2 separate regions of the Homo sapiens genome follow, and region 1 is linked to region 2. A link is a contact called in ENCODE Hi-C or POLR2A ChIA-PET data. All regions are on one chromosome and are shown on one strand. The core of a region is the stretch at or near the end of the contact, and the rest is flanking DNA. Distances in the headings are between cores, read along the strand shown. Region 1 overlaps LINC00598 (long intergenic non-protein coding RNA 598). Region 2 holds the start of LINC00548 (long intergenic non-protein coding RNA 548).

Region 1 (3,904 bases), core at 833-3,332, 220 kb after region 2:
TGAAGGCTTTTACCCTGAACCGTATTTTATTCAAGATGCTTGCTAATTTACTTGGAGACTTTTCCCAGGGTTTATTGCCTAAACCTTCATGTGTGTGTGTGGTGTGTGTGTGTACTAATGTGTACGGGTGTATATGGATGTGACAGCTCTTTACAATTTTGGGGTTCCTCCCCCATTGCACAAATTCATTCTGGAAATGACTTTGGCTACTTCATTTTCATACCCTGAAATGTAAGTACACTAAGACTTCTGACTTGAATACCCTTAACCCATTTGAAACATCATCCACCACCCTCCGAGCCTTCTGTCCTATTTCCTGTTCTTTTTTTTTTAAGTATAGAAGGTTTTTAAAGGGACATCAAACATCTCTGTTCGGTGGATGGCATTATTATCAGCTCTTCATCCCTGCCTCATAAAGAACAGAGGTCACATTTTGTTGTGCCTGCTCACGGCCCTGTTTGTCTTTGGCAAGTGGTGTCTTGTGAACTGCTTTTGCTAGTTTGACCTTAATTCTTCCACGTCTTTGTCACCGCAGTGTATGCTGCTTGGGAGTCTGCCCCAGTTTCCTTTTCTTTTTGCTGAATTCACATTTTTATTTCATCTTTCTCCTACATGAACTTGTTTTCTTCCTCCTCTCTCAGCTTTCATTGAGCCCAAAGAAAGTATCTTATTGTGTTCTTCTATTTTATTCTCCTTTGAAAAAAAAAAAAAAAAACCCTCCAGGAATTCAGAACCCCTTTGCTGCTTATGCCCCCATGCTCTGGAGATTTTCTTGGAATTTAGATAAACTTATTAAAGTCCATTTTGTTAACATCCGTTTGCTGAAACCAACAGTTAAATCTGTCAGCACTGACGTCAATAATCTTCCAAAAGAAAGAGGTGAATATCACAGTTCCTCATGTCTAGAAAGTGATCACCTAAGACCTGGAACAGTTATAATTTTTTAAATCTGACTGCCCTTAAATTCATATTTCAATTATTCTTTTGTCATTCTATTAAGCATTGATTTGAACTAGAATTATCTATCTAGTTCACAGGCTAAATTCTCTTTAGCCCTTTGGCAACGGCTCCCTGACCTCTGCTATTACTGACTTATACTCTAGAGAAAGCACCCCTGCTTCTGTTCAGCATCTACTGGTCTCAGAATAGTGGGCCCGAAAAGCAGGCACATATTTTCCAAGACAGCTCAGAAAACCACTTTCACTTTCAGGAAACAAGCTTGATCATTATACTCCACGGAGCCGAGAGCCACATACAATTAACTACTTAACAAATACCTCTGATTAGGATTTTAAAGATTCCTGAGCAGAAGGAAAGAGTGGAGCAAATAAAAGAGATTGGCAGAAGAGATAGTCCCATGATCAGGATGACAGAAATACACAGAGATAGAATCTTAGGCCCATTCCCGTAAAAAACGTAACGGCTAACATTTCTAAGAGAGATACTTTGTGCCGCAGACAGCCCTAAGCCATGTATGTGGATCAGCTGCTCTCAATGGCCCCATGAGCAAGGTAAGATTATCATTCCTTCTTTACAAAGGAGGAAGCTGAGACACAGTAAGGTTCATAACTAGCCTCACGTTCAGCTAGAAGGTGGCTTTTAAACTGCAGAGCCGTAGTGCTTGCTGCTGCAGCTCCTGAGGACACCTGTTCCATGAGGCCTGGAGCTCTCTCATAAGGAATCTTACCTGCATGTTTTCCCCCCACCGGCCCCTCCTCCAAGGCCTTTCCTGCTCCCACGCCTTCTCTGTGTTCCTGACAAGCTTCAGCCCTGGATCTTAGACTTCCAGGCAGTCTACCACTTCTGGCACCACCTCTCCTTGCCTATCATGGGCCCCCTTTACTCTATGTTATTATTGGAGAAAAGCCACCATGCAAGATCCAGGGCCCTTTCCAGCTCTGAGGTCTTTCTTGGAAATCCAGCTCTCCAAGACACCTTGCTAAGGGTCAAAGCCATCCCTAGGGTGTACAGAATTAGGCAAGAAGCCACACACCAGTGGCTCAGTAACTAGAGGGACATGTTTACAGCAGCCAGCAGGGGCTAAATCCTCAGATTCAGATACAGCCAGTTCCACAAATTCAACTGCACCAAAACTGGACCATGAGGCACTGCTCAGTAGCACAAAATTGAAACCAATGCAATCAGCTCTTGGCTGCCAGACCCCTGGAACTGACCAATTGGCTGTGTAGGCTCAGCCCTGTCATCTGCTCCACCTCCAAATAACTGACCCTGACCTTTACTGACTGGAGTATCTTGGATACTTCCCACAGGGCTATGGCAGCATTTTTTTTTCTTAATTTTTTTTTTTTTTAGCAAGATGTGGTCTCACCATGTTGCCCAGGCTGGTCTTGAACTCCTGGTCTCAAGTGATCGTCCTGCCTCAGCCTCCCAAAGTGCTGGGATTACAGGTGTGAGCCACTGTGCCTGGCCCAGTCACTCACGTTTTAAAGTTACTAAATAATGAAGTTTAAAGAGGCTCAGAGACTAGCCCTGGGTCACTCGGGGACAAGTAACTTGTTGACATGGGATTGAGACCCAGGGTCACCAGCCCCAAGAATCATGCTGGCAACATTTACTCGGGTGTTTTGGAGCATCTTTCTAACACATTCTGGTAATATGGGACAACACTATAGATGGAAATCTCTTGTTCTAATGGTTCCTTTTAATTGAAGTGTTTCAATTTTCTGTGGATAAAGGAGGCAATTGGCCATCCCAGGCTGTTTTCTGCTCCCATTTCCCCTCTTTGCCCCCATAGGCAATGTCAACTCCTCAAACAGCCTCCCAGGTCAGAAGGGCATCAGACCCCATCAAACTCCAAGGGAAGGAGAAGGCTGTAGGAAAGAAAAGGAAAGTAGGTGAAGAAAACATGCTCATTTTATTGTGCGAAAGGGGAATTGCCAACGTAACATTCTGCTTTTCTGAGTGAGCATTTTGATCATCTTAGATGGACTGGAGCAAGCCAGGTTTCATTGATAAAAATCGCAACAGCCTCCTCCTGAGGGATATGGAATATCTCAAGCTATTTGTGAGATTCTATCACTATCAGATTTCTCTGTGCCCAGTGGGAATGAAAGTCTAAAACGCATTCCTGTCTCTGTCTCTCAAATAAACATTTTCCAAACATCCAAGAAACAGAGCATGTTAAGATCTTAAACTAGAGAATCCCATGAATGCTGTCTGCCCAAGACCGAGGAACAAGATCTATGTAAAAAGGGGGAAAGGGATTACTCCCCAAACAGGAGATTTTAGACACTATTAGAGGTCTTGAGGCATACCTAAACATATGAGCCAAACGGCGTCATAGGAAAAAAGGCTTCTGCTAGAAAGTACTTGCAGGCCATAACAAATTAGGTGATTCCCGTGAAAGAGATTAACCTTTGGTATCAAGTTGATTGAAGTCTCAGATGGCACTAGCCGCTGGCCATTCATCCCATCTCGTACTCAGAGGGTGCCAGCACTGACAGGCTCTGGAGGTCAGACCAGGGCAGGACACAGGTGGAAGCCTGCCAAGGCTTACCAAAGGGCTGGCAAGCAACTCGATATGGGAACTGGAGCTTTCCTTTTGAGTTTCCTGAGCCCTGGGCCTGTAAGTATCCTTTGCAGATAAAGGGTCCTAACCATTAAATGCATACCAACATGTTTTCACCATCACAGATAATGGCTTCACCATCTAAATGCTTTTAAAAATTAGCATGATGTTGTGGCTCCTTGTCCTTACTAAGGAGTTTATACCAGGAAAAAAGTGTGGTAATAACTGTGTACATACAGATGTCCTTTGACATAATGGGCCAATTCCATCAGTTTAATATTATACAGTAGTTCCCAAATCGCACTGAATAAAGGTGAGAGAGGCTGGCTATGAAGAATCACATCAATACGATCTTTGAGGCAGATTTGGCCCTGT
Region 2 (4,192 bases), core at 1,693-4,192:
ACTGACTGATACACCTACCTACAAAAATCATACCAAGATGCTCCTGTTTGGAGCCGATCATTGTGGTGCATGCCTGTAATCCCAGCTACTCAGGATGCTGAGGCAAGAGAATCACTTGAACCCAGGAGGTGGAGGTTGCAGTGAGCCGAGATCATGCCACATAATTCCAGCCCGGGTGACAGAGCAAGATTCTGAAAAAAAAAAAAAAAGAGATGCTCTTGTCTGGAGAGAAGGGGAAAGGGGATGTGGTGACATACAGAGAGTTTCTCTTTCTCTGTCCCTTTCCCATGTCCATGACTGAGTGCAAGCAGATGGAGGAGAAGAATACGACATGCTGAGTTTGTCAATGAAGGAGTCAGGCTGACTCAGAGATGAAACCTATGGTGTACTTTTTCCCCTGGTTCCCCAGTGGTGTTTAATTACCATCATTATTAATTTATCACAGTAATTCTCTTTCAAAATCATATAGTGCTAAAAATAGTGTTTCATAAACGTGTGAAAATTGAATCTAGAAATTATTTACCAGGTTCCACATCCTCCCCAGAACTCCTCATCAATGAAAATTGATTTGAAGCTGATTTTTTTGCAAATCCATTGCCCATTCACCAACCAGTCCATGGAAATAGAATAAGCAGAAGGTCCTCCCTTTCTCCTAATAGCACTCCAAACTCCCTTTCCTCAGCTCCTTTGATCTGAAAATCTTTATCTTAAAGCACTTTATACACGGTCATTAATTTTCACAGCACTCCTGCTAAGAAGATTCTATTACTTCCATTAAACCATAGAGTAAACCAAGAAGCCAAATTAAGTGATTTGCCCACTCAGGAAATTAGTGGCCTGACTCAGTTCAAACATAGCAGCTAAGATTTCCAAGGCCTCGCAGCCAGCTGCCACCCTGACATTTCCTAGCTCCATAGAGTGGATAAGGGCCTGGGCTTCTGTGTCAGTACAACCTGGGTTCAAGTCCTACTTCTGAAATTTCCTTGGCAAATTACTCAACTTCCTTAAATGTGTGAAAATCTGCGATAAGAACACTTGTTTCATAAAGTCGCTACGAGGATTAAAGATGATAATGTACACAGAAGTACTTAATACATAACCTGGAACAAATAAAGAGCTATGTTATTATTATTGTACACACCTGGAAGGGTATACTCTTCACCCAGCCCCCTCTCATAATCTTTTCTTCACCACATCAGAAAATGAGCAAGCCACACCTGCAGCTCTATTTACCTCTGCTATATGACACACACATTTGCAGATAAAGTCTTCTATGGGAATAATAGGACACCTGAGCACATTCCTGGGGCACTGCTACATCAGCAATTATCCAAAGACTCATTGACATATCCACCCACCCACACATCCTCCCATCCATCCATCCACCCATTCATCCGTTTGACCACCCACCCATCCATCCATCCACCCACCCATCCATCCATCCATCCATCCATTCATTCATTCAAGCTTAGTACACATAGTAAGCACCTACCATGTGTAAGCCTGTGTTAAATATTGTGGGATACACTAAAATGATTCAGACATGGTCTCTGCCCTCAGAGCTATAAATACAATTAAAAGAAATTGTAAAACAAAATGGAATGTAAAAAGTGTTTTAAGGGAAGTTATTGAAAGTGAATGAAGGGCATTGCCACATGGAAAGAATAGTGAATTAAGAACAAGGAGATTTTTTTCTCAGCCCTGGTTTTAATGTTGGTCTAACATAAACCCTGTCACCTCCCTAGGCTTTGGTTTCCCCGAAGTAAGGAGGCAGAAGTGGAAGATCCCGAGGTCCCTGTAACTTCTAACATTTCATTCCCTCTGCCTCTACGTAAGTGAAGGTAACATTCAAACTGAGCACTGAGTAGCAGGGTATTGCATTCCAGGAGTGGAGACTCATACAAGCAAGTTTATGAAGATAGAAATACATCAATATTAATGGAATGGCAAGTGGTACCATTTGAATACAGCGAATGGCAAAAGAAGGTAATGTCTTGAGAGTTAGATTCAGAATAATTTGTGAAGGGCCTTATTTTTAGGCCAGAGAAATAAAAGAATTAGTTACTATTGAGCAAGTGCAAAAGAGCCTTCTTATGTGTCTGTGCAAGGAGCCTACTTTCTCAGAGTTACCTTCTCCCTACACTTCTCACACCTCCTTACACCTGCGCACCCTACAAGCAAGGGCTGGACATGGCCGAAGTCAATCACTTTGCAGAAAGTCAAAGTCCCTATTGAGAAAGGCCCCTGAAGAAGCTGAGCTGGGGTGCAGGGCCTCCCCCATATTCCCTGTAAGCCCTGTGATCACCAACACGGAGTTATCTTGGAGGGCTGTTCTCGTCTCCAATTACGCCCTGTACATGGTCATATTCCCCCACCCTCGGCAAACCAAAATGAGGCGGCAGCAAGGGCGAGTAAATAGTCTGTTTAGGGGCGTGCAGGCAATGCTCCAGGTTGTGCCACCAGGCCTCACTGCCAGGCCCTCTGTGATGGGTGCTCAAGCAAGCAGGGGGAAAGGGGTGCTTTCCTGTCCCCGCTGGAACGGCCTTCCCACCCATCTGCCTGGTAAACGCCTACTCATACTTCAAGCCTTAGCTCCAGAGTTGTCTGATCTAGAAGCCCTTCTTGACCACCCTCAAACCCTTCCCAGGCACAGTGGGCCCCTCACTCTACCCTACTCAGAATTTTCACAGCACCCGTGATTCTTAATCGTATTTATTCACATATCTTTCCCCCAAACAAGCTGCAAACAATCCCTTGGGCAGGATACTCTGTCTTAGTTATCTTCGTACTCAGTCACCTAGCCTTTACCTGACACGTGGTTGTACCTCATGAGCATTTGTCAATAACAAGAGTAGCTGACTTTCGCAGAGCACTCACCCCGAGGCAGGCACCACACTGGCAGCTTCACATGCACTAGTCATTCAATCCCCACAGCAACTGTTTATGTTTGGTGCTATTATCCCCACTTTATAGATGAAGAAACTAAGGCATAGATGAGCTAAGCAACTTGCCCCAAAGTGAAAGCACTACTTTCTTTTCCAAGATCTTTATCACTTTAGATATACAGTAGGTAAAGCAATCTGAAATTGAGAAAACCTCTAACGCCATTGCAGAACTGGGGGTTGTAAAAACGTTAGTCCAAGCTGACGCTGAAACAGTGGGAAATGTGTAGACACCACAGACTCAAATTCTGAGAATTCTTTATTTTTGGAGTCAGTGTCTCACTCTGTTTCACAGACTGGAATGCAGTGGTGCAATCATAACTCGCTGCAGCACCCAGCTAACTGTTTTTATTTTTTTGTAGAGATGGGGTCTTGCTATGCCGTCCAAGCTGGTCTCGAGCTCCTGGCCTCAAGCGATCGTCTCACTTCCACAGATGGTGAGAATTCTTCCTTATTCACCCCTAGTAAGGATTCACTAGTAATTTAATGATAACACCATAATACCCAAGTCACATAGTCCGATCATTAAGCCCAGTTCATGCTTATGGAACATCTGATAAAATAAATTTTAAACTATGACCTGCTCCTCTCCCTCCCACACTAACTCTGTGGACAGAGATTCATTTGCAACAACTTTTCTCCCACTGACTCCCAGTGACCTTTCCCACCACTGTCCCTTTTCAAATACAGAGTGCGTGTAGGTAAGCCCTCCCCAGGAGGGAAGAAAGAGGCCATTAGGCAGAGAGGAGATTTGCAGGGTGGAAGTACTAACTGGTTCTATCCCACTGCCCACCTCTGAAAATAGCCTCCTTGATGGCCACAAGCCCAGACATCTCATGAGAGCACCAAGTAGATTACATTCTTATTTATTTAAAAGGAAACAGCCCACCTGGGCCTGGATTCTCCACAGAAAAACAAAAGAGAAGCAGAGAGAATCAAACTAGCTCTCTGGAACAAAGGTGTACAGTTTAAATGATTGCACAACAACTGCTGCAAACCAGAACATTCTGTACGGTCGGAAGAGGCTTAATTAGCCTGAACCAAAAGTCTAAGGTCATGTGATTCAGAACATTTCACAGCCTGGGTTGTGACATTAGAGGTGCTACGGGCCATCCTACCAGACCACTGTGGGGCCCCAAACTGGACAGCCTTTTGTTTTCTCCAACCGAGGCTTAATTTAAATTAAAAACATCGAGGGGTAGTGGGGAGCCTCTGCCTGTCCTTTGGAAGCCACAGTTGTTTCATTTGTA

What was found. A loop is a pair of places that touch in the nucleus more often than their neighbours do. ChIA-PET counts read pairs that join two places held with the same protein, here RNA polymerase II (POLR2A). Pooled maps may share reads with other maps.
Region 1: a loop to region 2 is called in a pooled map, with 4 times the contacts of the local background. The contact joins the enhancer-like site here to the promoter of LINC00548 in region 2. A Hi-C loop is called at or near these places in 2 of 168 maps with a recorded cell type or tissue (gastrocnemius medialis and psoas muscle), 1 of 37 single-sample maps with no recorded cell type and 9 of 50 pooled maps. POLR2A ChIA-PET finds 5 or more read pairs at or near these places in 1 of 52 experiments (endothelial cell of umbilical vein).

Annotation. Positions count from the first base shown.
Region 1 is chr13:40,437,985-40,441,888 of GRCh38, forward strand. The region is part of intron 6 of LINC00598 (long intergenic non-protein coding RNA 598); the gene reads right to left. Among named protein-coding and RNA genes, the nearest start is that of LINC00598, 41 kb to the right of the region's middle. Within about 2 kb of position 2,083, at least 22 of the 41 ENCODE cell types and tissues checked have a DNase peak (open chromatin) inside an H3K27ac peak, as active enhancers do; they include endothelial cell of umbilical vein, gastrocnemius medialis and psoas muscle, where a contact is called at or near this core.
Region 2 is chr13:40,217,560-40,221,751 of GRCh38, forward strand. It overlaps LINC00548 (long intergenic non-protein coding RNA 548), which reads right to left and starts at 2,943. Exons shown (of 6, transcript NR_033877.1): 1 at 2,878-2,943. LOC124903162 reads right to left here and starts at 134. Exons shown (of 5, transcript XM_047430821.1): 1 at 19-134. The coding sequence starts at 71.